Regions from separate parts of the Mus musculus genome. Here region 1 is linked to region 2. The links are chromatin loops, found by intact Hi-C in ENCODE. Cell type or tissue: gastrocnemius. All regions are shown on one strand. Links, peaks and the distances in the headings refer to the core of each region. The heading gives the core; the rest is flanking DNA.

What was found. A loop is a pair of places that touch in the nucleus more often than their neighbours do. Peaks named below come from ENCODE experiments on the same cell type or tissue, not always from the same donor. Only the 100,000 strongest peaks of a DNase experiment are listed, where the experiment ranks them.
Region 1: it touches region 2 in a loop (6-fold over the local background); 3 of 42 quality-filtered maps call a loop at or near these places.

What each region holds. Positions count from the first base shown.
Region 1 is chr4:63,206,639-63,221,559 of GRCm38, forward strand. It overlaps Col27a1 (collagen, type XXVII, alpha 1), which reads left to right and starts at 8,774. Exons shown (of 61, transcript NM_025685.3): 1 at 8,774-9,243; 2 at 14,378-14,448. The coding sequence starts at 9,188. In gastrocnemius, for the core only: CTCF peaks have their summits at 7,330 (motif pointing left), 8,660 (motif pointing right) and 9,501; DNase peaks (open chromatin) are centred at 8,681, 9,419 and 10,115; H3K4me3 peaks cover 3,309 bases; H3K27ac peaks cover 1,923 bases.
Region 2 is chr4:63,151,322-63,166,242 of GRCm38, forward strand. It overlaps Ambp (alpha 1 microglobulin/bikunin precursor), which reads right to left and starts at 2,851. Exons shown (of 10, transcript NM_007443.4): 1 at 2,621-2,851; 2 at 1,263-1,405; 3 at 133-209. The coding sequence starts at 2,734. It overlaps Kif12 (kinesin family member 12), which reads right to left. Exons shown (of 19, transcript NM_010616.3): 18 at 14,888-14,921; 19 at 14,309-14,650. The coding sequence ends at 14,511. In gastrocnemius, for the core only: a CTCF peak has its summit at 7,821 (motif pointing right); a DNase peak (open chromatin) is centred at 7,828.

The sequences.
Region 1 (14,921 bases), core at 6,103-11,102, 56 kb after region 2:
TAATGCATGGCTTCTGCAGCACTGGGGATCAAACACAGGGCTTCATGTGTGCTAGGAAGTCACTCTACCAACTGAATTGTATCACCAGCAGGATCTTATCAACATCATCACCACCGCCACCGATGCCGCCACCACCGCCACCACTGTTATCATCGTCGCTGTCCTCATCTTTGTCGTTGTCATCATCGTTATTTTTCATTGCTACATTGAAAATTTTTTGCCACGTAGCCCAGGCTAGCCTCCAATTTGCAGTAATCCTCCTGCCTTACCCCTCTGGTGTTGCAATCACACTATTCTTAGCTTTTAACCCTAAGTTTACTTATTTTCAGCATGTGTGTGCATGGTCTACATTCTGTGTGTGCACGTGTGTGTGAGGTACAGAGACATGTATACATAGGCACAGAGGACAGAGCAGGACATTGACTACCTCCCTGTGTCACTCTGAGCCTTGTTGACCTGAGATGGCTCTTTCACTTTCTATTCTGGCTGAGATGTTAGTAAGTTCTTGGTTGCAGTTAGTAAGTTCCTATTTGTAGTCACCCGCCCTCAATGCTGTGGTTTACAGGTGCTTGCAGTCATCCCCGACTTTTTATGTGGGTGTTGGGATTTGAACTCAGATCCTCATGCTTACAACGCAAACATTTTTACCCACTGAGCCATCTCTCCAGCTACTAAGTCGAGTTTAACACTGTTGAAGCAGCTTCCAGAACTCAAGGAGGCTTCCGTTTCCCTTTTGTAATTTGAGGCCTACGCTGCCTATGTGCTCAGCTGACCTCAGGACTGGAAGAGATCGGCATTAAAGTGGGTGGAGGGGTGGCGGGGAAGGGGGCTGACCACGTGGGCTGGCCATGGAAGCTGTCAAGCAAGGAAGGCCCAACACTGAGATTCTGACATGTCAATGTGTTCCAGTCATCCAGGGAGACAGCCCTCATGTCCAGCTGTGAGATAAAAACAACCCTGGGGAAGACTAAGAGGTGCCCAGGCTATCGGGGCAGGATAAAAATAATCCCCACAAAAAGCTCTCTCCCCTTCTGCACTGCAGCTCCTTCTACTGGCTTCTGATCTCCTGGTTGGTGTCACAAAAGGACCGACCCACCCAAGCAAACTTCCCTCTGTCCTGGGGCCAGAGGATGGGGAGTATATTCCAAGCCCAGGCAGGGGCTTTGGGAGCAGGGAGATGGCTCTCTTTCTTTCCAGATCTGTTACAAGCTTGCTATGTGGTTGCACAGTGTCACCCTTACAGACCCATCCTTGGCCTGTAGTGCCCTGGCCAGCAGGGTGTTCTGTGTTAAGGGGGAGCTGTCCACATCTATTCTACCCACACTGTAGCTGTCAGCTCTGTGCAGTGGCACTTGACTCTTATAACCAAGGGGATGTATAGGTGCCTTTAATTGAGTTAATTTCTGATTTAGAGGCAAATGAATCTGGGAAAGCCTTCTAGTGCAGGAATCAATGTCTGTGGATATGACCAGGGGCCGTGCCACATAGACACAGGTCCTCAAGCCATGTAAACATTAGTCCAGACATGCTAACAAGCTGGATCATGCTTACACAGGGTTATGTATGGGGAGGGCAAACTTTAATTCCTGGAGGAGGAAAGTGTGAAGATCGCTGGGTCCTTGGTAATTACAGTTTAGTATAAACATTATAGTGTGACTGTCAATGACCAATATAGAGTTGGATGGTATCAATATAGCCATAGACATTATACAGTGAGGAGGTAAATACAATCTTGCCCAAGTACGTTAGACACCACCTAAACCCTTGAGCTTTGCTGTGGTCACTTGGCAGTAGCTGGAGTAAAGGATGATGGGAGATAGGAAAGAGGGTATCAGATGAGGAGCGGCTGGAGGACATAAGGATATTTGGCTCGAATAAAGGATGGCTTGATGGCTTTCCATGTGGTTCAGCCAAGGCGCCAGCCAGGCCTCTGTGAATTCAGTTAGACCTGTGGCTCTCCACAGTCACCCTGAAGGGGATTTGATGTGTGACTCTGGGGTGGAGAGTTCTCTGTACAACATACTTCTTGGATGGGAGGCAGAGGTGTGGAGACGAAGGACTCCTGTGTTCTCAATTTGGGACAAGGGGAACATTTATCTCAAGGCTTGTCTCAGAACCACCCTTATATAAGCAGAAATACTGCCTCGCCTGGGCGTGGGAACTGAGAAACCACGGACAAGGGGTGCCAAGCGTAGCCAGTCGAAGGGACCTGGTGATCCACCACCACAGCTGTCCTGCAAGATAGCTGAACAGATTAGATGCCTAGGGGGTAGGGGGCACAGGCAAGGTCCTCAATGAAGCATGTGTTCATGCTTTTCAGGTACCTTAGGATCTCGTCATCTCATAATGACAAGACAGTTACAGGCTCTGAGAAGGGCAGCCTGAGCCCACTAAGTCCAACAAGAGAGGACACGTTCCATCAACTGTGACCATTTGTCAGCTGAGGAAAGCTTCCAGGAGAATTTGCATCTACAATTACTCTCAGGCATCAGTAGTCAGAACCCGGCCACTTACTGGTCAGAAGGAGAATACCATGGCAGAGGCAGAGGGATCTTTATCTGCAGTGTTGAACCCAGTGAGTTTGGGAGGACTCTATCTCCTCGAAGGATGAGGGTTTGGGGGTGATGGAGACAAAGCTGGAGTTCTGTTACCCAGGATGAAGTCATGCCTTCCCCTATTGCAAGGACATCTAGGATGATAGCCCTCAGCCTCTGGCCTGTTTCCCTGCCTTCCTGTCTCCTCTCCCTTCAACCCACTTCTACCTTCCTTCCTGGCTTACATTCGGTGCCTAGAGGCTAAGGTGTGTGTGTGTGTGTGTGTGTGTGTGTGTGTGTGTGTGTGTGTGTGTGTGTGAGAGAGAGAGAGAGAGAGAGAGAGAGAGAGAGAGAGACAGCCATGGCCTTGAACAGAGACCATTGGAGCAGAGTGAGGTGGACACACACCAAGTGTTTATCAGTGGCTCATGACGGCAGGATGGGACCTGGCAGGGCAGGCCTGGGAGACTGTTGTTCACAGAATGTAACCTAGCCCAGCCCACCCAGGCAAAAGCAACTCATCACAGCTCTATTCCTATAGGATGTAGGAGCCTCTGTGGGACAGCCAAGAAGCTGACTCATCCATAGCCCCCTAATTCTTGAAAGTGTGGTGTCCCTCAAGGCAGACAGCTGGTATGGAGGGCTAAGAACCTGGCTTGGCCTTCTGCATCTAGAGTTACATGTGACAGCCCTGTCTCTTGGCCTAACCCCACTATCATTTTCTTGTGACCTTTGAAAGATCACAACATCTCTGAGTCTGTCTCTCCATCAGGCAGCCTGTGATCTCTTCTGGGTCTAAGCTCCTAGGGTCCTCATCTGGGACATACTGGCCCCAGTCTTGGGATGGGAATTCAGGATGCAAGCCCAGGAGTGACCTGCAGTGCCTACACAGTGAGGTTGTGTGCTGAGGAAAGCTGTCGTTCTAGACAGCAGCCACGACTTGCTTGGGTCTGGGCTTCCCACTCTGCTGAATGATGGTCCCTGGCGTCTTCACAGCTGGAGGCCATGTCCTTAGAGACCAGAGGACAACCACATTCTGGGGGGGTGGGGGGGGAGGAGGATCTGGTCATTATTGTCTGAAGGAGCTTAGGGGCCGTATTGTAGGCTGCCTCCTCTCTCTCTCTCTCTCTCTCTCTCTCTCCCCCTCTCTCTCCCCAACCACCTCTGGCCTGGATTTTAGCTCCCAATGAAAGCCATCACCCTAGGCATGAGGAACCCAACAGAGAGGCCAGAACAAGACTATGGCCTACATGCTGGTGAAGACATTGCCAAGCAACACTGGGTAGCTATCCTGCTTTCTCATGGATCCTCTTGCCTGGCTCCTCAGAGAAGCCTGACCTCCAAGCTTTCTGAGGCCAGGACAGCCCCCCGCACTCCACCCCCTTTGGTGTGCAGTGCTTTTAAGAGAAGATGGTGGGTTTGCACACTACATCCCTACAGCTGCTGACCCTGAAGCTGAGTCTGTCATCCTGCCACCCACTTTGGACAGGAGCAGGTGGCAGAGCGGTTCTCTTGCCTTTTTTCCTTTCCTTTCTTCTTTTTAAAAATTATTATATTTTAGTTTACTCTGTGTGTGTGTGGGGGGGGGGGAGCACACTCATGCCACAGTGTGTGTGCAGAGGTCAGAGGGCAATCTACAGGAGTCAGTTCTCTCCTTTCCAATTATGTGTGTCCAGGGATTGAACTCACATCCCTAGCCTTGGCAGCAGGCACCTGAACATGCTGAGACATCTAAAAGCTGTTCCTCTTACCTCCCTTCTCTCCCTAAATCAGTTGTTTCTCTCATTGTCCTGACAAACAAAACAAAACAAAGCAAAGCAAAACAAAACAAAACAAAACAAAACAAAGCAATCTGCTATGAGTAACTTATAAAAGGGAGTTATCCTGGCTTTGTGCTTTGCTGTGGTCCTTAGATGAATACAGAGCTCAGGAAGGAGGCAGAAGTGGAGGGGAGGGGGTGAGGGCAGAAAGGTAGCACGGGGCTGTGGTGGGCTGTATTTTGGCTCACAGTTTGGAGGCTAATAGACCATCATGGCAGAAAAGGTCCCAAGTCAGAAATGGCCCAGGGTCATGAGGCTTTGGTCCCACCACTTACCTAGTCAAGAAGCAGAGAGCTCTCTTCAGGGCTAAGAAGCCCTCAAAGTTGGACCCAAGAGAACTCACCTCCTCCATCCCAGTGCCACCCCTAAAGGCTCTTATCACTCCCCCCAAATAGTGCTATCTATTGTGGACCAAGTGTCCAAATGAGCCTGTGGAGATATGCCACATTCAGACATAAGTGAATGTCCTTTGCTGAACACTTAGGGAGCCCGCCCCAGGCCCAGGCATTTAGTTTTCATCAAAGGGAGATAGGCTGGCCCCTTCCAGCAGGGATGCAGAGCCCAGAGCCCAGCTCCAAGCCTGACACACAAGTCCTCTCCTTATTGGTTGAGGACCCAGGAACAAATGACTTTTATTAACAGACATGAGTTGTGCGTCCATCCCATACTACTGACTGAATGGGGTCCAAATATGCAAGCAAGAACCCCCAGCATGTCCCCTGGTACAAGGGGTTAGGAAGACTAGGGGCTGCTGTAGCTTTCCTCCCAGCACAGCATGGTGAGAGGCAGGGTACTCTGTGTTTCCATCGTCTCCTTGCTGGAACTCCTCCCCAGGTCAAGAGCACCCCAAGAATAAGAGTCACGCCTGGTGCATGGTGGATCCTTAAAGAAAGTTTGGCCCATAACCAAATGTGATCCATAGTCTCATGTCTGTGGTTTGTTTGTAGGCATTTGGTGAGTGCCTTCTGTGAGCTCACTTGGGACACTGTTGAGTTCCAGTTTCAATCTATGAGCCAGGAGTTCGCATCTTCTGCCTCATCCCTGACCATGTCTATTATACAGGCCTGCCAGCAAGTTTACCCCATTTCCAGACTTATGACCTCAGAGATGCCACCTGAGTGAGGGATGTCTGTGAGTGACTTATCCCACTCACAGGGACAACGGCTCGCTGTCTTTGGCACTCAGTAGTGCATACCTAGTCACCGGCTGTATGTCACTCGCCTGTGTGGCAGAATGAATGAAGAAGCAGGGTCTCTTCTCTGTTGGTCTCAGTGCCAGTGCCCTTCCATGCCTCTTCCAGACGACTGTGGCTCCCAGAAGCCTACAGGCTACTCAGCAAAGTTCAGCAGGCCCTTACTGCCATTTACTGAACTGAGTCTAAGGCAGAGAAGCAGTCAGATCTGCCCTAGTGCAAAAGACCTCGGGAAGATTGAGCTCCATGAACCTACATTCTGCATAGGCACAGTGAAGCCCGGATGGACACATTTCAATCTTTTGAGACCTCCAATAGTTTCCTATGTGTCTTTGGGGCTGTTAGGTTCTTGACACTAGCACTGTATTTAAAGACCACATAGGGGAGACTTGGAAAGGCTTTGGTGCCACCACTGGTCAGTGAGCTATCTTTGAGGAAGTGTCTTCTTGCCTGGACACCTGCGTCCTCACAGGGGAGAGACCTGGAGACTTTATTTTCTTTGCCACACACAGTTTTCAAGGCCAGTCTGCAACCCACCATACGTTCCTATGATTCTTCCATGGAAGATATCCTTTCTCCACAGCTATAGGCATAGCTAACATCCTTCAGGTTCTAAACACCACCTCCTCCTGGGTACATTCCTGGGATTCTAGTTATCCTCTGAGTCAGCTTGACAATTCGATTGATCCATGTGTTTCGTTAAAAGCCCCTATCACAGTCTTCCTTTATTATCTCTGTTATCTTTGTACTATTGGCAGAGGACAAGAACAGGAATAGTTCATGATAAAGTGAGAGTGGAGTCACCCATCCAGATGTGCCTCTCTACCCTAAGTTGCTCTTTCTGATTTGTGTTACAGTTTATATGTGTTCAGAATCACGTGTAATTTCTTTGTCCCTATCCATTAACAGTGGCTCACTTCCCAAGCAGAGGCTTGCATACTGTAGGAGCCCTATCCCCCTTTTGTTTTACAGCTTCTTTGGGCTGGAATATTTGGAGCACTGATTATGTCCCAGATTCCAGGCTGGCGATGGGGTTATAGAGGCATCAGGACAGTGACAGCACTGTGATGTGCGGATAAGTGTGGCTGTGAGTGGAGCAGCTACATCAGGTGAGTGCTGAAGAAGGACAAAGGAATGTTTGACAGCAGCAATGGGCAAGAAGGAAGAAGCAAGAAGGAAGAAGTGACACAAGTCTTGAGAGTCTGGCACTGAGTTCAGTGGCCCTTGTACCACTTACCAGCGTGATCAACCTTCTCTCCAGCGTAGATAATCGCATATCTCTTTTCCTGTAGCATAGAGGCCCTCAGTGTGGAAGAGAAAAGATGCAAAATATTACTGGTCACCAAGTCCCTCAGTAATGGAGATAAATATCGAAGAGTGCCAAACAAAGTAAGAGAGATACCCAACACTTAAATGCAATGCCTTTAAAAGCCTCTAAGGCAAAAAATAAAAAAGAAGGAAAAAAAAAAAAAAAACAACCCATGAACGAAATACCAAAAAAATGTAAATAAAGACAGGATGTGCCTGGCACAAAGTATGCAGCTCAGAAACACACAGCAGCTGTGATTGGGCAGGGAATACTTTACCTTCGAAGCTGTGAACTTAGGAAAATTCGAGAAAGACCCGCGGCCCTTTCTCAGGCACAGACACGGGCAATCAGTGCAGAGCATCGGGTGTTCTTGTGAAGGAAGGTGAAGCACTCAGACTGGAGGCGGGGGGGGGGGGGGTGCGCGGGGGGCCCCAGCAGCCCCGGGTGCTCTGCCCCCTGCAGGATGCCTCGTACAGCTCGGCGGAGCCCTCCCCCACTCCGACTTGGGACTTTTCCGAAAGTTTGCTGAAACCAGACACCTTGCTTGACGGTGCCCGCGTGCAGCCTCGATTTAAAAGGCCGCCTTCAGCGCCCCCCTCTCCGCCCCCAGCGGAGACTTCAAAAGGGCCGGCGTCTGTCGCGGCCTCAGCACCTATGAGCCACCCCCCGCACCCGGAGCTCGAGCTGGAGCCGGAGCACGCGGAGTGGCCGCGGCTGCAGCGCAGGGGGACCGGGCCGGTGGCGCAGGCCCGCGCTCCCATGCTCCTCCCGGCGCCGTCGCGCCCTGTGCGCCTTTAGGGAAGGGGACTGCACCCCCGCCCCCGCGCCCGGGGCTGCGGGGACCCATGACCACAGATGCCGTTAGGCACCCGCCTAAGAACCGACCGGCCAGCGTCACACTTGGGGACCCAGTAAGTGCCCTGGGACTCACGGAGCTCTGGGCGTTTGGAGTGCGCAAAGGTGGATGCATGTGCAATAGAGGGTGCAGGTCCTGTATGCACGCCTGTGGTTGCCATTCGCAGAGGGTCGTGTGCAAGCGGGGAGTGTGCACTCGGGGAGCTGCATGGACTGTGCATGTGGGAGTGTGTGCGCTGTGCATGTGCATTTTGTGCGGGTGTGAGCACTCGGGTGGCTGCCTCTGGGAGCGTAGCGTCTGAGATCGCCAGGAATCCAGACATCCAAAGGTGTTTCGCGGAAGTTCAGTACAGTGCGTGGCTGTGTCTGCGTGTGAATGAGTGTGAGTGTTTGGAGTGTGCCTGCGGGAGTGTGTGTGCGGGAGTGTGGTATGAATCGCCTTGTAGAGGCCAGAAGCTAGAGATTTAGTCTCAGGGCTGAGCCGTGCTCGTGAGTTTGAGAATCTGCCTGGGTGTCAGAGGGTGCCGCGTGGGATTCCGGGGAGTCTCTGGTCGGAGAAAATGCAGAAAGGCCGAACACATTCAGCACGCTTACCCACAGCGGTCTTCCACGGAGCTCTAGGGTGCAAGAGTTTCTGCTAAGAGTTGGGAGTTAAGACAGATGGTTGTCGTGGAAATGTAGATGCCAAGTCAAGGTCCCAACTGTGTTTCTGCATCTCTAGGATCCTCTCAGGAGTAGAATTTTCCCCCTTCCTCCCCCACCGCCCGCTATCGAGGATCCTTAGTGTCATTAATCGTAAATTCCTAATCTCAATTGTGATAGATCCATGAGTAGCCAGGAGGAGGTTCTTTTTCATGAGTCTGTTTTGAGATCTGGGGGTGGGATGTCCCCCTCAGGATGGATAGGTGGACGGTCGCGCGAGGCAACCGATGCTGCATCCCTTGCTGCGTCCGGCAGGGGGCAGCAGTTGGCAGCAGAGGGCGGCCCGGCGCGGGGAGGAGAAGAAGGTGGAGAGCTGCGGCGGGCCGAGACTTTAAATCGCCTTCATTTCCCCCAAATCCTTCCTTTTCCTCTCCTCCCCCAGGCCGGCGGGGAGGCAGCTTCCACCGCCCTCCGCGCGCGCTCTCCCGGCCTTGCTCTGCCTCCAGAGACCGCTAGCGGCCCGCCTCCAAAAGTTTGATCATCTCTCTCTCCCTGCCTTTTCTTGCTTCTTCCTTTTCGGTGGAAGCAGAAAAAGAGCGAGGCAGGGGCGAGCGCGGCTCCGGCAGTCCTGGGACCATGGGCCTGGCGCGGGCGACCGCCGGGCTGGGGCCGTGCTGTCCGTCTGCTCCGGCGCCCCTGGGCGCAGGACTGGGCTGGGGGTGCGCCGGCAGCGCGCTTTGAGCCGGCCTGGCGCGGCGCGGCGGGGGGCTGGCGGCCCCATGGGGCGCGCCCACACTTGCCCCCCGGGCTCCGCAGCATGAAGTAGGGGCCTGCCATGGGCACGGGATTCGCGCGGGGGGCCCGAGGCACAGCGGCGTCAGGACCCGGGGGGTGAGTACAATCCCAGGGTTGCCCCCGATTCAGCTTCCTGAACCTCGGATGTGCACAAGAGTCTGGGGTTCCCTGCCGCACCAGACGCTCGCAGAGTAACGTCAGCTTCCTGTAGCTTCCCGCCAGGCGGGACGCCAGGGGTTAACAGGGGCTGTGCACCCCAGGCCGAGCTCTTTTGAGACTAGGACCAGCAAGGGAGGGTCCGCGCAGAGCCAGACCAGCGATCCCAAGAGGGGTCTAGTGGCAGTGCTCAGAGTGGCAGGCAGGGGGCAGGGGCCGGAGGAGGGAGTCTCGGTGTCTGCAGGTCGCGGGCTTGCATGGCTTTAGTTCCACTGTCCTGTGAATCAAGTTTGTCGGTCGTCAGGTCCGGGTGTCTGTTCCTGGCTCGGCCTCGGGTTCTGCACGTTCCTGCATTTCCTAACCTCTCTGCCTGTGTGAATGTGTCTTCTTGGGTCTGCGTACCTCAAACTTCCCAGCTTCTCCCGGGAAGCCTGCAGTTCCTGTCCCTCTCCTGAGTAAGCAAGGGGTGAGAGCCAGCTTGTGGGAGCGGAAAGGCCCTGGGAGATCACCAAGTCCAACCTCCTTGTACAGATGAGGGAACCGTGGCCAGAGAGGGGCCGGGAATCTCCAGGGCGGGGCCCCCGCACACAGGGGCACCCCACAGTTGGGATTCCCAGCTTGTGCAGAAGTTGTAAGAGTGAGGGATTCAGTCACTATGTGTGGGTGTGTGTGGGAGAACGCGGTCCAGAGGGGCCCTGTGGACTATATCTCAGGCACAAGGCTTGCCTTTCCATCTTGCTGGTACTCTAGGGCTCCCAGAAGAGGTTGGCCAGAGTTATAGTACCGCCCACCCTCTCAAGAAACGCCCCTTTGAGCTGGAGCCAGGGTGATGAGGCGCCCCCCTTCTTTTCCATGTCTTGGAAAAAGCTGGCTGTTTGAGATTCCCCCACACCCCCCACCACACGCATTCGTATACACAGGGCACTAGTGAGCACATTGGTGACTCATTTTCTCCGGGAGACCCTGTGCCAGGGCAGATGCCAGCGGTTGGGCAGTGTGGTGGTGCCAAAGAGCACCCCCTGCCTCAACGGGGCCAAAGTTTGAGGAAGGCAAGCAGTACCAAAGCCTGCCTGCCCTTCTGGCCGTACATCCTCAAGCATCTACCCACCTCGGCTTCTTTGCCCTACCCTGGCTCCTTCTTGCCCTTCCTTGCTTCTACATTGAGAAGTCCTCCCTCCTGGGCAACCATATGCCCTGTTGCTCTTGGGTGAACACTGGGCTCTGGGATCTTCGTTGAAGTAGCCTATAATCCATGCCTTCCCTTGTCTCTGCTTGTAGCCCAACATACTCCCCTGATATCTTGTTGGCAGTTTCTTTTTTCTGATCTCAGTGCCCAGGGACCTTCTAAATGTCTCCATGGTCTGGCCTGGTCTGACATGCAGAGGAGCCAGTTCTGGGCTCACTCACTTCAGTGGAAAGCAGACTTTGGAGCAGAGCATAGGAACCTAGCAACAGGCAGCTTGAATTCAAGTCCTCTATACTGGAGTGTGTGCTTGGCCAGGCCTGCCACCTCTCTGCTTCTCCTTTTTACATCACCAAGGTGAGCTCCAGCCCTCCCAGCTGGCAAGCATTTGTGAAAGTTAAAGAAGCGTGCCCAGGAAGCGTAGAGTAAATGTTCAGTAAACCACAGCTGCTATTTGTATCAGTGCTTGCTGCTTTGTGAATGAGTGTGAGTCAATGGGAAAGTTCTGGACCGTATCCTGTCCAGACAGATGACCTATGTGTGTGTGTGTGTGTGTGTGTGTGTGTGTGTGTTCCCATGGAGGAGGTGGAAGGTGTGGAGAAGGACCTGGGTGTGGCTGTCTTGGGTACACAGGGTCTGATGAGGCCACAGAGGCAGGTGGGACGGGGACAGACTCACGCCCTTCCCAGCCAGCCCTGGCATCACTCAGTCTGTGGTAGAGCAACTGGGGACAGCATCCACACATCTGCCATCCTCCGAGGTTCCTATGTCTTCTGGGCTTGGGGGGACCTTGGGCCTCCCTGAATGCTGAATCTGGGGTGGATTTCTGAGTCTCCAGTGTTTCCAGGAAACCAGTAGGAAGGGAAAGCCACACAGATAGAAGGCAGCTTCTAGCTGAGTCTCTGAACAGGAACAACCCTGGCTACTCCCTGGAGGGTTACATGGTCAGAAGAAGTTGTGTCCTTCGTGGCTCACATCTGGGAGCTGTCCTTATGAATTGATCTTTCAGATACCTTGGAGCCCCTCCATAGCCAAGCCAAGGTCTGTGAAGCTGTAATGAAAACAGAAGCCAGGGAGAGCAAAGCCTGCCCGCGAGCCGGTGAAGCCACCAGCATTATTAACAGTAGCCTAAACAGCACTCGAACAGTAGTCACACTGCCGGGCCTCCTTCCTTCTGCAGCCAACTTTCCAGGCTGGAGCTTACTCACATAGATGGCTCCAGGGCTCCTGGTTGCATCTCCAATCCTACTGAGAAAGCTGAAACTCTGGTCCCCAGCAAGTAGCAAGTCTCTAAAAGTATTCACTTTCTCCTCTAGGGAAAACAAATAAAATGTAGGCTTGTTTTGACTGGCTGTGTGGCTTTGGGCTAGTCCCTTCTCTCTGGGCTCTTGTTAACCATCTCTTCAAAAAGATGGCTAGGCATAGAATCTCGCCCCTCGGGATCTTCGAGGTCCTTCTCTAACTGAGGTGTACTGGATACTATGAAGTTTATGCCTCCAGTGTGCAAAGAAGCCCAATTCCAAAAAATGGGCTGCATTTGTGACGGTTTTCTGGGGCTTGGCCTTAGGCAGCTGAATGGCACAAGACAATGGGATTCTGTCTCCAGGATCTTTCTTCTGAGATCTTAGTCTTGTACTCTATTCTAGCCTCTAGGGTGCCCATAACTACAGCCAGAGATGATCTAGGACACATGTGGCTCTCGTGCCTTCACTCTCTCACCTGGTGTTCCTCTGTCATTTGGAAAACATCCAGGACAGGTGCATATGATATAGCTTCGGCAGACTCAAGAAGGGAGGACAGGTTCCCGGGGTCAGGGACCCGGCTTCTTGACTGTGGAACTTCTGGGAACTTTTGGGATACAGGCCTGGTGGGGAAGCCATCTAAGCTTGGATACAGGGGTTGGCTTTTCTCCATGCTGCCTGGCCACTGTTTCTTAGCATGCCTACCTGAATGGGGATGTAATATGGGAAATGCACAAGGTGCTTTTGAAGGGAAGCACCTGCCCTTGCTGGGGCACAGGCTTCTCTGTCAAATCAAACTAAATAGCCTGTTCCCACTTCCCAGGGTCACTGAGGCTGCCCGTGACTTTTGAAAGCCAGCCATGGCAGAAGGCAAATTCAGTGTGTCTGGGCACTCGACCATTAGCAGTTATCCTCAGTTAGTGAGACAGGGACATCTGGCATGTAAAGAGTCCTGATACACCATGTGGTTCCCCATTCACCATGCAGACATGTGACATCTTTAACTGCCACCCATGCATAGGCCTGCTGGAGAAGACTTCAGGGCTATCGTCAGCATCCCAGAGCCCTTTCACCTAGTCACCCTCAGGCTGCAAGTGACTGAAGACTTAATTCAACTCTATTTTAAAAAGGGTTCAGTGGTCATCCCCCTTTGAACAACCTCAAGGTCGATCAGCCTAGGTGTGGTGACATTCACAATAGTTTTCTCATTCTGCCACTCTCGAGTGGTCATGAGACTTCTTACCTCATGCACACACAGAGCCTACAACATCTCTAAACAGCATGTCTTCTTTCAAAAACACAGAGGCCAGTAGAAAAGCATTCTATTTCTCTCCAAATAATTCACCTGGTGGCTGACAGGTGCCAGACTGTGTGTGTCTCACTGGCTATACCTGAGTCACGTTTGCCTTTCCGAACTAGTCACTGTGTGATCCGTATTCATGCAGTGTCTGAACTCAGTGAGTGGGTGAGCCCGGTGGTGTGCTGCACGGTGCTGACGTCATGCTTGCTCTTGATAATAACTCCTACTGGATTTGAAAGTTGGGAGATCTGTCAGGGAAGGAGCTGAGACTAGACTTGCAGACAGTAGCCCTGGCTTTCCTGTACTACCCTGTTCCCCAGGCACACACCAGCCTGGTTTTACTCTTGGAAGAGGAACCTGGCCAGTGTGCCCCAGCCAGAGCCCTTACCACTTACCACTCACCACTCACCCAGCTCAGCTTCCAGCTGCCATCTCCGCCATCTCTGGCCACGTGCCCCAGCCTTCCCTCTACCCTTCTGGGAATCAGATGCCCTAAATGGCTTGGGTGTTCCAGTGGCTGCTCCCACAGGAAGGTGAAATATAATCCTCACCTCTGCCTATCACGGCAATAGCCACCGAGTGAAGCTTTAAGCACTCTTGGATGCAGCAGAGGGGTGGTAGCAGCGGGGTTACAGCAACCAGTGAGGGAGGGCTTCTCTGGCTGAGCCAGGGCAGCTCTTTAATGCATGAGTCGATTTAATCTCCACATCTGGTTTGCAAGCAAAGGTGTGTCAGTACGTGCTACATAGGACCAGAAGAGTTCAGGGAGGTTTAGTGCATCATCTGGAGTCACACAGCCTGGAAGACATAGGTAACTAGGTTTGTTCCTGGGGGCATCTGGCTTGGCTCTGCCCCCAACCCTGTTTTCTTCTCTCATAACAAAATGTGATGAGCTGCTATCTGAGCCCTGAGAAGGGGGTCATCTCTTCCTCTGGCACCTTGAGGACACCGGCCATCCAAGCAGACTTCATATTTTTTCATCTGCCTTTTATCTTTGGCTCTGTTATCCATAGACTAGGGCCTGGGGAAGCTTTCTTTGAACTTTTGAGGCTGTAATGCAAATGGAGAGGCTGAGCAGAGGGGAGTGGACTCTAGCCACCCAACGTCTTGCACAGGGCTTTGAACCTGTGAAAAGCAAAGCTGTGTTGGTAGCTTGCTAGGGTGCTGGGCTGGGGCCTTGGATCGAGAGCCACTCTGATTGACCTTGAAGGCTATGCCTTGCTTCTGGACTCTAGGATGAGACCAGGATGGAAGGGAACTGAGCTAGGCCATCCCTCCTGGCTCCCTAGCCGGATCTGGGTGTGAGGATGGAAGCTAACGCTGTATGCATTTGTGTCTGCCCGTCTCTAGGGGGTTTCTCTTCGCCTGGATCTTGGTCTCATTTACCTGTCACCTGGCCTCCACCCAAGGAGCTCCTGAAGGTAATTCTCTCTTTTCTTTGTCCAGTGGGAGACAAAGGAGGGCGGAAGAGAACTCGAGAACTCAGGTGGCAGCAGACATCCACACCATTAGCTGAAATGCATAGGCTCAGTTTTCCCATCCAGAGAATGGAGCCAACCATAAGCCCAACAATCCCTTGGCATCTGTGAGGGGTGAGAAGGGTTGCATGCAGGACTGACTCAGCGTTCCCAAGAGTTTGATCTGAGTGCTTCCTTTCCTTCAGTCTGGTGGATTTCTTAAGAGCTGCTGCTAGGAAACATAAAGGCAACATTGTCTTTGCCCTTGCTTAGCATCCCTTGGCTTTTGTTGTCCCTGAGAAGCTGTCTGGAATCGATGGGCTAGCCTCCTCACTCCCCGTAGAAACCCAGACTCTCCCAAATTTGTGCCAAATGGGCATCTCTTAAGTGAATTGTCCTTCCCTTCTTTGTGCCTGCCATATTCTGGGGCAGGCAGC
Region 2 (14,921 bases), core at 5,649-10,648:
GGGTGCCAAGATGGCAGTGATGCAATTGGGGGAAGGATGGATGACTACTTAGATAAATGGGAAGGAAGGCTGCAAGGGTGGAGCGGGGAGAGAAAGGGGAAGGAAGAGACAGTGGTGTGTCCTCTCACTTACTGGATTTGTGGTAGAGGAACTTTCCATCGATGTCCGTCTTCTGGTACGCCCCAGTGATCTCCTCACAGACACCTCTCCTGGCAATCATAAAGCCAAAATTTCCAAATATCTTGCTTCATTGTCATCCTAGCCCTTGGAAATCCCTCTTTTGTACATGAGGAGCAGGGAAAGGGGACAGGTTCATGTGTCCTGGCAGTAACGCCATGGTTGTCATTGCTGCACATTACCCTGGTGGCAGTGATGAACTGGTGTTCAGCTTTCATTCACTGTCTAATGTCCCTATCCAGGACATGGAGATCACACATCACTGACCCTCGTGGTTGTCATAGGGATCTCTCAGCACTTCCTATGGGTCAGGGGTACGCTGTAGAATTCTCTTACTCTTACACAACCACTCCTTGTCCTGTGAACAACACTTGTGCCATATGCTGGGGACACAAAGGAAAGTCTCAAAGGCCTGTGCTTGCATGGGGCTTGTAGTGATGTGAGACAGGAAGTCCATCCAGGGCCAGACACACACGCTGTATTGAGCAGTATGTAGAAGAAATGGCATGGAAACAGTATGTCCAGGACTCACATACTTATATATAATAAATAAATAAATAAATCTTGAAAAAAGTCTTTGTGGTTGCTAGGTGAAGACTGGATCAAAGGGGAAGACTGGGGTTGAAGGTGGGAAGGAAAGTAGATGGGTTGCAGGAGACAGGGAGGGAGGGAGGGAGGGAGGGAGGGAGGAAGGGATGGATGGATGGGCAGATGGAGGGATGGAGGCATGGATCACAGTGGCAGCAGTGGAGAGAGGACAGGTGGGAGAGGGGGAGAACATGATAGACTGCACAGCATCAGGGAGGAATGGACAGAGTCTACACTTCACCCTAGACCCACTGGCCTGAGGCTCTCCAGCTAGGTCCTTGGGGTAGTTGTTCCTTTCCTCAGCCAAGGGAGGAATACGCAAGATGGGGGAAGTTGCACAGGAAGCCTAGTGCTGGAGACACAGTCCTTGAGAGGCTCATGAGACATCTGCTGAGGACAGCCATGAACCTGAGGCTCAGAAGCAAGGTCCTAGCTGAGGGTCCCAGGACAAGATGGGGGTACCAGGGAGCCTGGTCATTCCTGTGCCCCCCACTCACCGCCATCGAGTACTGGTCATGCTGATCTCTGTTTCTGTCGCCCCCTCCTGCAGCACCAGCGTGCTCACGCTCATCTTGTCCTTAATGCGGCTCAGCCACGGGCAGGTGGATCCCACCGCCAGGTTGTACCATTTTCCATAGATCTAGGAAGAGCCACAAATCTGGATTTAACCAAGCCCTTGAGGAGATGTGTCCACATTTCCCCTCCTTCCTCCAAGGACCAGCCCTTTAAGGGACAGTGTCTCAAGGTGACAGTGGAGTTCCAGGTACAGCATATTTAGGGCAGAGGTGTGCAGAGTCCCCCTTCCTTACACAAGGTCTGCTCCACAGAAGTAAAGTGTCTGAGATGCCCCTGTGAGTAGGTAGAGTCCAGGTTGCATATTCTGAGGTCACCAGCTATCGCTGCCTTGGAAAATGAAGCTTGGGTTTTACACCTTTCATGGCAGTGTCTGCCACCTTGTGAGGCAGCCAGCGGAAGTGCCATGGAGACCCTACAAACCTGGTGGGACCTTCTGGGACCAGTCAACCACCTCTTCCTCTTGACAGCAGTCAGATAGAGCTGACCTTCCAGCCCCTGGACCTCCAGCACACCTGTTCCTTGTCCTAAGGTATAGAAAATCACCGGGAGTGTTCTGAAAACCCCTCAGATAGATCATGGAGACAGCGTTGAGGTGGACAGGGTCCCTACACAGACAATTTTATGATTCAGGACAAAGCTGGGGTTGCTTTGTTAAGAAAGAAAGAAAGAAAGAAAGAAAGAAAGAAAGAAAGAAAGAAAGAAAGAAAGAAAGAAAGAAAGGAAGGAAGGAAGGAAGGAAGGAAGGAAGCATGTAACTCTACAACACACACACACGTACATGCAAGGGCATGTGTATGCAAACAAAAATATTTGCACATAGACACATATGCATAGACACATAGTGACATGTCTGCCACAGGCCAAGGTGCCCTTAGACTCACACTTCGTAATTTCCCCAATCCCATCAACCAGTGTCCTACCTCTCTTCCTCACACAATCCCACAAGCCTGTCCACAAAGCTCACAGGTTCATGTCCACCCTATGCCACCTGCCATATGTGGATTCCTCTGGGGACCCATGAGGACAGCGCAGATTTGGAAGGCACTAGGCTTACAGGGGGCCCCAAAGAATGAATGGCAGGTGAGGGAGCTGTATCTTCAGAGAATCTCAGAATAACCTAACAGCCTGGCCAGGAAAGTCTCCTAGAGATTGAGATGCCATCTACAAGATAGGAAAGATGAGTACTCCCAAGACAGGACAGGCAGGCCTTAGCTGGCAAGGCCCAGGAGCATGGGCATACCACCACTGTGATCACCTCTGCCAGAGAGGCCAGCCTTACCCGGGACTCACTGAAGTTCTCCTGAACCTGGATATCTGGCAGTGTTGACGCAGGGTCAGCCCTCGAAGCGAGGCAGGCAGTCAGCAGCAGGAACAGGGTCCTGAGACCCTGCATGGCTCTGTGGTCTTTGGTCTTTGATGTCTCTCTCACAGCTCAGTGTGGGAGCAGGGATTACTTCCCCGGCAGTGGCAGCTACAAACTGAGGCTGGGGAAGGATCCGGAGGCAAATGATGACCTTGGTGTTTGCTTTGCTCAGCCAAGGCCAATCAGGGTCTTGGGCCAGCTCTAATCGATCCCTACAGCCCAGCCCAGGTCCAACTCTGTGGACAGGAAGCCATGGTTACTGACTCTGAAGGGACGTTGACCAAGCACAATAGAGTTCAGACCCTAGAAAGGTTTCATTAAAGGTCAACTTTCCCCAGGGAGAACAGGGGATGGGGCAGTCAGGCAGTGTCTGGCCTGTCCCTCCAGTTCTTCCCCCAAGATCTCAGAAGATACAGGTAGCCTGGTTCTGGCTTCTTTCTCATATAACAAAACTAAGGCCCAGGGAAGTTGGCTATAGAGCAAAGCATCCTTCCTCCCAAGACTCTCCCTCTGGTCTCCAACCTCTCATAGCCATTAAGATAATCAGGACAGGGAGAGATGCTATCCCTTCACCGAGCCACACTGGTTTCCCACAGTGAAACCATCAGTACCCAGATGAACCCCCAGGCTCACCTCAGAAGCATGTGCAGATGCCTTTCACTGATATAAGTTTTCACTCTCCTGGATTGACAAGACCCACTAGGGCTCCACCGTAAGAAAGGGAACAGAGCCTCCAAAGCCAGGCAGCTTCCTGTGGTCTTCCTGCTGTGTGCGCTTGAAAAGAATGCTGAGCCCTCTGTGCTCATTTCTTCACCAATAAACGCTGTTAACACAAGTACCTGGATCCTAGCTTTGGGGTGAAGGTTGAAGGGGTGAATGCCAACAGGCAACAGCATTGTTCTTAGGGTGTGGTAAGAGTTGAAGGGTCATTGTGACCTCCGTAAGATATATGTTCCTGTCGCTCCAGTTGCTCCAGAACCATCAACAGGATGATACTTTTAGACTAAACCAGTTCAAGGAAGTTTGGAGAGAGGACACACTTTGTATCATTCCTAATGATTTAGGGTTTTTTATAACAGCGCCTAAAGAAGGTAACACAGTAACATTTTGATTTAAAACCTGCAACATTTTTTTTTTTTTGAGACAGTGTCTTATATAGCTCTAGGCTGCCCTTGTACTGGATTTGTAGCCAGCTCTGCCTTGAATATCTGACCCTCCTCATGAGTTCTAGAATTACAGGCATGAACTACAGCTACACCTGGTTTATGCTGGGGGGTGGGGGGTGGGGGTGGGGGGAGTTAAACCTAGGGCTTCCTGCATGTTGGACAAGAGCGCTACCAATTGAGCAACATCCCTAGCCTCTAGATTTATATACTCTAATGGGAGATTTTTAAACCCACATCTGTTTGCATCAGAGCTCCTCCCGTCCATGGTGCTATGATCCCTCTCCACTCTCTTCTCTCTCCTCCAGGGGTTCCAGCCATTGTCCTTCCTCCTCCCTGATTCCCTCACGGCACACTCCTTCATATAGCAGGCAATCCCTGTTAGAGCTGAGACCAGAGAGCCAGGGTCCTGCACGTGGAAGAAACAGGGGGTCTGTTCCACAGTCAGTGTACCATGCTCCTTCTGTGAGACCCAGCAGACACAGTTCCCTTTTGCTGGTATCCAGAGCACATGTGTGTCTGTCTGTAAATGAGAGGGTTTCCCATGCACCATAACAGACAGCTTGGCCACGGATGGAATTTCCTTTTTTGCTCTGGCTGCCAGGAAGCACAAAACCTCCATACACATTTCAACACAGCAACTGTCTTGGCTTAACTTTCTGGCATAGTTGCCTTCTTTTGTGTTCTTGATTCTCAGACATTTTTTAATATATAAAAATAACATTTATTTGTTTGTGGGAATAGTTTCTGCAGGAATACATGTGCCACAACACATGCACTATAGTGGGGGTGCTTGTGGAGGTCAGAGGACAACTTGAAGGAGTCACTTCTCTCCTTCCACCATGTGGGTTCCAGGGATGGAACTCAGACAGACAGGGCTGGCAGCAAGCACCTTACCCACTGATCCATCTCAGCAGTACAGTCTCTCAGCCTTTCATGGTTGGCTAATGGTAGGCATAAGGTGATGGAGAGAGAGGGAGGGGAGAGGAGGAAGGAGGAGGAGGAAGAGGAAGAGAAAGGGGAGGAGGAAGAGGAGAAAAAGAAGGAGGAGGATGAGGAGGAGAAAGAGGAGAAGGAGAAAGAGAAGAAGAAGAAGAAGAAGAAGAAGAAGAAGAAGAAGAAGAAGAAGAAGAAGAAGAAGAAGAAGAAGAAGAAGAAGAAGAAGAGGAGGAGGAGGAGGAGGAGGAGGAGGAGGAGGAGGAAGAGGATGAGGAAGAGGAGAGGAGGAGGAGGAGGAGGAGAAGAAGAAGAAGAAGAAGAAGAAGAAGAAGAAGAAGAAGAAGAAGAAGAAGAAGAAGAAGAAGAAGAAGAAGAAACTGAGCATATTGACTCTGTTCTGTGGGAGCTTGGGAACAGCCTTTTTCTTCTGTAATCTATAAACTAGAGAACAGAGCAGTTGCCATTTGGATCACTTGAGGACACACTTGAAAACATTCTGTGAATGTCCATGGGCACTCCAGGGTCTGTCCCACTACCTGGGCTACATGTATTGCACCAAAATGACCTCTCACGTACATATAATTTCTTTATATTTTATGTTCATTGGTGTTTTGCCTGCATGCACATCTGTGTGAGGGTCAGAAGCCCTGGGACTGGAGTTACAGACAATTGTGAGTTGCCATGTGGTTGCTGGGAATTGAACCTGAGGTCACTGGAAGAGCAGCCAGTGCTACTGCTGAGCCATCTCTCTAGCCTCTCCCAAATGACCTTTCTGAACTTGCTGGCAGGCTGGAAAGCCTAGGGCACTTGAGGGGACCCCAGCTCTGATCTCAGACTATTGGGGACAAGCCCATATACTCATTTGACAACATGCTTGGGTGAGGAGGAGCTGGGAGGATGGCTCAGATTGCTGATTTACCGGGTGCACAACATGCCCACGGGCTAAGGTGGGGTGGGAGAGGAAGCCTGAATGACTAAGAGGGCTGCTCTCTGTCCTTGCTGCAGATGTTTGCACTCCTGAGATTATTAACCAGAGCAAACACAGGGACCTCAGCCGAGGCCACCTGGACTTTGAACCACTCTTAAACATTAACAGGGGCTACAGGGATGGAAAGTGGGACCCCCATCCCCTCTTCTCCTTTGTCTCTCAGAGTAGAATGTGGAAGCTGAAGGGGGCGGGGCAAAGATTATAGGCATCATCAGGATTCTGGAATGATCTGAACGTGGGAGAATGTTGCCCACCCAGTAACCTCAAGGGTTCCCAGCAGAGCAGGGACCAAAGGCCTCAGTTTTCAGATGAACACAGTGGGGATGGGGCCTTATTTAAGGTCACTCAGCTTACAGCCCACGTGGCACATAAACGGACCTGTTCCTACACCCACACTCCCACTTCATGGCTATCCAAGTGCTCCTTATTTCAAGCTTGTCATTAGGAACAGGATAGGGACCCTGACATGCTTTGAGGAGGAGGCAGACAAACGAGGATAGGTCTAAAGCAGGGTATGGAGGCTATGGGAGTGATTCACCCCAAGAGTGGACATGGAAGACAGGAGTGCACAGGGAATGAGGTCCCAGAAGGGGTGTCACCTCAGCATTGAGAACACAGTCACAAAAGTCCAAGAAAAGGAAAATGGAGATAGAATTATACTTGGGATCTAATACACACACACACACACACACACACACACACACACACATACACACACACATACACACACACACACACACACATACACACACACATACACACACAGGCACACACACACACACACATACACATACACACACACATACACACATACACACATACACACACACACACACACATACACACACACACACACACACACACACACACACACACACACACACACACACCAGAGCAGGTGAGATGGCGCAGTAGGTTTAGGTGCTTGCTGAGTTTGACTTGACTTGAGTTTGATCCTAGAAACCCATTTGGTAGAAGGAAAGGCCTGACCCCTGCATGTTGTCCTCTGACTCCTACACTCGCACTCGTGTGCACACATGTGTATGCACATAAAACAGATACACACCAAAACATTTTAAGTTGAAAACATCTCCCTAGTCAGGGAGCATGGAAGACAGAGGGGAGTGCCTAGGCCGGTGGGACGGGCAGGATTGCCAGGGCCCAGGGCTTGCTCCTTGCCCTGAAGGCACAGGGTTCTTTATGTTCAGAAAGTGATCGAGAGTGCATCTGGGGTGCAGGAGACCAATGGGGAGACAGGAAAGAGTTGGAAGACAGTGAGTACCCAGGCGGCTTCCAGGAAGAGGGAAGGACCGGTCATCAGAAGCTGTTACTGAACAAGTGAGGACCTCAGGGGCACAGGGCAGAACAGAGGCCAGTGGGTGCAGGCAAGCTTAATGTCACAGGCTGTCCTTTCAGAGTCACCATGGAAAGTGGGAGTAGGGGTGGACGCTATGACGGTGAGGAAAGAGGAGCTCCTCGTGGCCCATCTGAGTTCCACACTCTGCTTTTCATTCCCCACTCTGTGCCAAATAGAAAGCCAGGCTGGTGATCTAGCTCAGTAAAGTGCCTTCCTGGCATGTGTGAGGGTTCGAGTCCCGGCAACTACATAAGCTGGGCATAGCGGCACAGACCCATGATGGCCGCATTTGAGGGGTTAAGGGTGGAGGACCAGGAGTTCAAGATCATCCTTAACCACTCACTAAACCCAAGGCCAGACTGGGCTGCTTGAGACCTTGTCGAGAAAAGGAGATGGAGGGGCCAGCTGGAGACTTGAGTATCAGAGTCCAGTGACACGCAGGGGACTACAGGCGCAGTCCTTTCCCCTCTTGGCTTTGGCAGTTTCATCTAAACATCCATGTGGGACAGTGCTTACTCAAGTGACACAGCTGAAACAATGCATGGTTCACACTTGTGAGAATATTCCCAAACGTGTGGACTTGAGGAAGCCACAATGCTAAGGCCCATGGCACTGAGCCTGTCCGACTCCATACCCGATTGTCATACGCATGACTGTCCCTTGTCCACCTGGGGGCAGCAGAGGACTTGCAGAAAGCAAAGACAAGGAGGGGCTCAGAGGCCTGCAGGGAAGGCCTGTGGAAAAAAACCAAGGTTAGATAGAGCCTTCCTTTCTTCCTTCTAACCAGCTTTAACTGCCCTGTGAGCCTCCTCCTTGGCCTGCCAGTCCTCAGGTCTGGTAAAGGGCTGCAGGTTGAGATAGGCTCTTAAACAAAACTGAAGTCCCTGGGGCATTCTGCTGGGAAGCAGGAACTGGGAACCCAGGCTGTCAGACACCCAGGAGACCTGAGTGTCCTGCAGGTGTCTCTCTTAAATCTCTATTCAGGACCTTACTATGCTGGTAGCCATGTTTTACAGAGAGGGAAACTGCGGTTGAAAGATCAGGTGTTGGAGGCCACCTGCAAGTAACTATTACCAACCCAGCTCTGACTCCCCAGGCACCAAGGCTCTCTGCTGACCTCCCAAACCCTGGGCCCTGGAAACCAGCAAGACCTCTTAGCCACGCTGTCCAGGAATGCTAGTGACCCTTGCTATCTGTCGCTCTCTGCTATGGCTCTGCATTCTGTTCTGATTGGAGTGGGGTGATGGTGACTCAGAGTTCAAAGATGCATATAAAGATGGATGACAAAGCCCACCACGGGTCTCGTTCTGTGGAGAGAGCTGGGCTTCGTGGATGGGACCTGAGATGGGTCAGTTGGGATTGCAGGAAGCTGGTGGCTTAATCTGAAGAAACGGCTTAGAGTGTGTGACGCTGTGGGGCTGGGAGGGTGGCTAGTATAGCACTTGCTACGCAGACATGAGGACTTGAGTTCTATCCTCAGAACCCACAGAGGTGTGTGTGTGTGTGTGTGTGTGTGTGTGTCTGTGTGTCTGTGTGTCTGTGTGTGTGTGTGTGTGTTCGTTCATGCGCTTACTTACAATGCCAGTACTGAGAGGTGAACACAGGCATATTCCAAGAGCTCACTGCCAGTTGTGAGGCAGGTGAAAGACCCTGCCTCAGAACCAAGGCAGATGGCACTTGGGAGTTCTTCTTGAGGCTGACTTCTGGTCTCCCCAAGCACATGAGAGTGCGCGTACACACACACACACACACACACACACACACACACACACACACACACACACCCAGAGAGAGAGAGAGAGAGAGAGAGAGAGAGAGAGAGAGAGAGAGAGAGAGAGAATATGGGACACTGTGGAATCAGAGATCCAGCTGTCCTGGAGACAGAGCTTGTCACACCGGCATCTAGCAACAGGAAGAGAGCCCCAGAAGGAACTTGTGAAGTGTTCGAGGGTACTCAGGAAGAACATATTGTCACTGTCTTGCACTTTGCAGGCTGAGCTTGTCTTTCCGTAGAGGGAACACTTAGGGCCCTCTCCATTCAGGCTGACCATGTGAATGCACCCTAACACATGTGAAAGGGGGGAAGTTGTTCCTTCCAGCAACCATGAGGCAAGTGGGGCTCCTTAGAAAGTGCCACTGGACTTTCCTCAAGAAAGAAGTAAAGATTCTCCAGCTTCTATCTTGGAAGGCAGTGGAAACTTTGTCCTGGCTCTTCTCAGACTGGCTCCTGTTGTCCCTGGGTTATCAGTGTCCAGGGCATCCCACAAAGGAAGGAAGAAGCCAACAGAGATAACATCACCATCTGTAATAGCAGGAGGCCAGATGCTAGCCCAGTTCTCTCTAGGCAGCTGCAGGAATGACAGGTCCATCCAGGTGCATCCACGTTTAATCTTATCGTCCCCGTGGACACTTTGCTTCCTCTAGGATAAACTAACTTTATCCTCACTTCACAGAAGAAACTGAGTCTCAAAGAGGTGAATACTTCACCCATGCTCCCATATCTTGTAAGATGTACAAATGGAATCTGAGAAAGAGCAAAGCCTGCTGAGACTCCAGAGCCCGGGGACCATTGCGATCTGCCTCCTCAGAGCCCTATCCATAGGGTAGTAGTTACACCACTGCCTTCCACTCTAGATCTGGGAATTCCAGCTGGGGCTATACAGCCCTGCCTCACTGAGAAGCCTGGAGGGTTTCTTCTGAAAAAATAACATCTTATTTCTTTATTTTGTGTGCATGTCTGTACACATCTGTGAGTATACACATGCCATGCATGTATGTGGATATCAAGAAACAACATTCAGAAACTGGTTCTCTCTTTTACATATGCGTCCCAAGGATTTAAGGGCGAGAGATGTCATTATCTGCTGAGTCATCTTGACAATGACTCAGTCTGAAGAAGTCCCTGGCTGGGCAGTGGTGGTGCACGCCTTTAATCCCAGCATTTGGGAGGCAGAGGCAAGCAGATTTCTGAGTTCGAGGCCAGCCTGGTCTACAGAGTGAGTTCTAGGACAGCCAGAGCTAAACAGAGAAACCCTGTCTCAAAAAAACAAAACAAAACAAAAAAGTCCCTGGGTGCTTCCTCTTTGAGACATGGTTGGGCTCTCTCAGCTCATGCTAACTGTGCTCAGGGATACCTCACTCTGGGGTCCAGCCCTTGCTCTGGGGTTCTGCCCTCCTTCTGGGGTCCAACCCTCCCTCTGAGGTCTAGCCCTCGCTCTGGGGTCCAGCCCTCCCTCTGAGGTCCAGCCTTCCCTCTGAGGTCCCAGTGGACAGCTCTCACAGTGGCCTTTGAGGACATTTTTCTCAGGAGCCATTCCCAACACATATATATCCTTCCTCTCTTCCTTCAACGTGAGAGCTGCAACCACATTGTTTCTTGTGGCTGTTGAGGAATAAAGGCCTTCGAGCCATGCTTGGCACACAAAGGTATAAGTTGTCACTAATTCTCCTGATTGTCAGTTGGCTCCTCGTTTCCCCTTCACGCGGCTGGGTGATCCATGAGAGTAGGGCACTGGCTCAGCTTCAGGCCAGTATTACTTGTGTCTGCTAAGTGGAGGGCCTGTCTCTAAGTGAGGGCTCGAAATTACAAAGAGTGAGAGTTCAGGACCACAACCCAACTCAACTGTCAAAGTTCATCCTAGGACCAACACCAGTGGCAGCCAGGGTCCTGCATGGTTCATGTAGTATGTCTCTTGACCCTGGTCTCCTACCATGACACTCGCCTGCCCAAAGTTTTGGTCACCACTGCTCTCAATTTCCAGCAAGGACACACACCAACTTGACTACTCTGCCCACCATGTTTGTCTGGAAAACTAAGGCAGATGAGTCCTGGGCACCCAAGGATAAGGTTGAAATGGAACTGTCCTTTACAAAGAGACAAACGATCTCTTAAGGGCTGAAACTCCAAGAGCTCTGAAATTGAATATGGATTTGGGCAGTTGTATCTGTCACTAGATCAGGGGAGACACACTTAGAGAGAAAACAGAGTCCGTTGGTGATTGGTGGTTAAAGCAGCAAGTTCCCAACACTAGGGTCAATACTCCCTTGACTTCAAAGTTTCACTGTCATTTGTAGGGTGGTGTGATTTGAACGCAGGTCTTCATACACATGAGGCAAGTGCTCATCTGCTGAGTCATACACCTGGCTTTCTCACAGTCTTTTTCCCCCCTCGAGATAGACTTTCCCTGTGTAGCCCTGATTGTCCTAGAACAAGCTTTGTAGACCAGACTGGCCTCAAAATCAAGAGATCCACCTGCCTCTGCCTCCTGAGTACTGAGATTAAAGGCGTGAGCCACCACTGCCTGGCTGACAGTCTTTTATTTTTGTTGATGTTAAATTGTTTACTTGTGTACCCATGTGTGTGTGTAGGTGCACATATGCACTTCTCATTTCAATGGTGTCCTCAGGAGTGACTTCCTGAAACTTGTGCCACCCTACAGCTATCTATGGCTTCTGCCACACACCCAGCTGCGCCCTGGCTAAAGATGAGGCTCCCAAGGATCTGGAAGACTCAACTGGAAATTGTTTTAGTGGTCCATGTCTCTCTTGATGAGTCATCATTCTAGAAACTCATAGATGGCCATCAGAGCTCTATCTAGTGGCTCCTCCCCATTGGATCTGTTCCAACTTGAGTACATTTTAAAAGTCCATAGGGATGAAAAGAATTGGAATTCTGGGAAATGCCAAGAATCTCCTTCAATTCCAATGTTCTGAGATACTGGCAGCCTTCTTTTGACAGCTTTTTAAACACTTGGGGGGAGTTTTGTCCCCAAATTCCAGCAATCTGTGTTAGACAGTGGCTTTTAGGATTCCAAAAGAGCCACTTGGGTCTATAGTTCTCACTAAGGGCCACAGGGATATGAAGTCTCACCTGGGACTATAATCCTGTGGACTCACTCAGAGCTTGGGGGAAAGCAGCCATCTTGGAAGGGATGCAGAGGGCATGTGAATATAGTCATGGGCATCCAGGGTCAGCAGAGGTCAGCAGAGTCCCATATGTCTCAGGGAAAAGAGGCCAGGCGTGTGTTGAGTTGAGAGCAAGAGCTGGAACTAGGAACCTGCCTGGCTGAAGAAGACCTCCCGAATGCTAATGAGGCAGCTGGGGCCGGGATCCCCCCCTGGGTGGTCCCCATCCATCCTCTCACTCCCAAGGCAAATGGGAAAGGCTCTCAGTCTCACACTGACAGGGCCTTCCCTGCCTGAGGCCAAAGACCTCCCAACAAGCAAGGCTATGCATCAGGCAGTGAGATAGGGGTTCAGGGGGGCCAAGGAGGAGCCATCCACACTGACACAGTGATGAGAAAAGGTCAGAAGAGGGGAGGGGACCTTATACTGTCAACTGGGATCCCCTCTCCCTTCAGGTTTCTGCATAAGCATCACCCCAACAAGGCCTTTCTAGAACCCTGCATTGAGAACCACACACCTGCCCAGGCAGAGCTCCTTGGCACTGTGTATGTTTTGTGAGAGCAACACACACCCCAGGTGGGTTTCCATGTTGAGTAGTTTGTGCAAATGTGAGCATGAATGCACATGAATGAATGAATATACATGTACATCTGTGCACATGCATATGAAGGCTGGAGGTCAACTTCAGGAATAATTTCTTAGGCACCACATACATACCTTCTGTTTATGAGACAGAGCCTCTCACTGGCCTGGAACTCACTGATTAGGCTAGACTGACAGACTAAAGAGCTCTGGAGAGCCTCCTGTTTCTGCCTCTTCAGCCCTGGCATTACAAGCATGTGCCACTACACCAGGATTTGTGTGTGTGTGTGTGTGTGTGTGTGTGTGTGTGTGTGTGTGTGTGTGTTCTCCGTCTCTTGGAGAGGTGTGTTACTCAAGTGAAGGTCAGAAGACACTTGAAGATAGCTCTCTTTGCACACGTAGGTCCTGGGGATTGAACTCAGGTCAACAGGCTTGGCAGTCGGTGCCCTTACTCACTGAGCCACTTCACCAGCCTCCATCCTTGACTTTTATGTGTGTGCTAGGGACTGAATGCAGGCCTTCAAATTTGCGTACCAACTGAGCCATCTCCGCAGTTGGGACTATTAATTCTATCAAACAGTCATGTGACTATAAGGTCCTTTTGACCAAAAGCTTGGTAAGAGAAGAGGGCCCTTGTGACACTCTTTCCAAATGTTGGGGGATTTCATCTCCATAAGGGTCATGAAAAGAACACTATTGTGCCCATTTTGGACAGAAGGTGACCTGGGTTCTGAGCATCTAATCTGCCCAGGACCACTTGTGGAGAAGTGACAGGAGACTGGAACCTGTATGGTTAAACCTGCTCTGCCCACCTGTACCTGGCCATCACCCTGTTGTTGGAGTCTTCTTCGACTTTAACCTTCTAGGGAAATCCTGACCTCTGCTGAATACCTGCAATGCCCACTCACAAGTCATGTGTCTCAACATCTGCTTCCTGAGGACTGCAGCCTGGGCTGACATAGTCCCTGCTTCCAAAATCTTCCCTACACAGACTCGGGGGTCATGGGGAAACTCAAAAAGGCCAAAGACATATAGCACATTCAGAGGGCCTCAATTCACCCTGGTTTTATCCTTTTCTGTCCTTGTTCCCTGAAGGGAATATGCTTTGAAGACACCTGGAGCTTCCTTTTAGAACGCTGGATGGATGAGAGAGCCCTAAGACTTTGATCTTGATCTTGTGCCAGGAAGTATAATGGGAAGCCAGTCCTGGTACCCAGAGTGGGGGTCACCCCACTCAGATATGGGAGGTCCCCAGGCCAGGATCCCTCCAACAGGTTCCTAGACATTACCTAGAGCTCTTGAGCTTTGCTTGTTCCTCCCCTAAGGCTCCCTCAGGCCTGTGGCTGTGGGATGCCTGCTTGTAGCCCTGGCCACCAGAGCTCAGATCCCAAAGGATGCCCAACTGAATGCCAGACATACATAGAGCAAGCCAAGAATCTCTTCTAGTATGCTGCCTCTACCACCCATTGGGCCAGCATGACCACATCTCAAGCCTAAGATGGGGACTTCCCACCAGCCATCCATGGCTCATCTATACCTTTGATACAACGCAAACTCTGGAAGCAGCTAGAGCACCTTGAGGTCTTTTGGTTTTTGCCTCTTTCACCTCAATGATCACCCCTCATGGAAGTGATAGCCACCTAGATGACCACCCAGAACACACGGCTTACTAAGTTAGAGCTGATGCCTCTCTTTATTCAGATTTCCCCCACCCGCTGCCAGCATATTGTGAACCGAGACTCAGGTTCAAGGTCTAGGGTCAGGGTCCCTGTACCTCCTTAAGGTGCCCCCAGCTCTGCCCAGCAGCTAATTTCTTTGCAATTCACAGACAGAGAGATGGAGGCCCCATGGGTACAGCCAGTCTGGTAATCTTTAACAAGAAGAGAGGCCTTGGCCAGGGCTCTGTGTGTCCTCGCTAGGCTGTGGTTGTCTCTGGCTGAGGTGCAGGGAGCTGTTGATCTGCTGTGTGAGGGTTTCCAGCCTCGGGGTCAGGTTTGGAATCCCAGATCCTCCTAAGGAGCAATGAGACTCAAAGCTTGTACCCCAAACCTGACTGGCTGACTGAGGCCCAGGATCTCCTGTGAAAACTTCAAGTACCCTTTCCCCAAGTTTCCAGGATCCAGTAGAGGTCAGGACCAAAGGAAAGGACACTGCCGTGAGACTCAAAGTCTGGGAACTAGAAAGGCCTTAGAAATCACCTCCTGCCCTTCAAGATGAGAACCCCACGGCACACACACCCCAATTTTCACCTCTTAGCCCATATGGCATGTTCGAGGGCCCTGC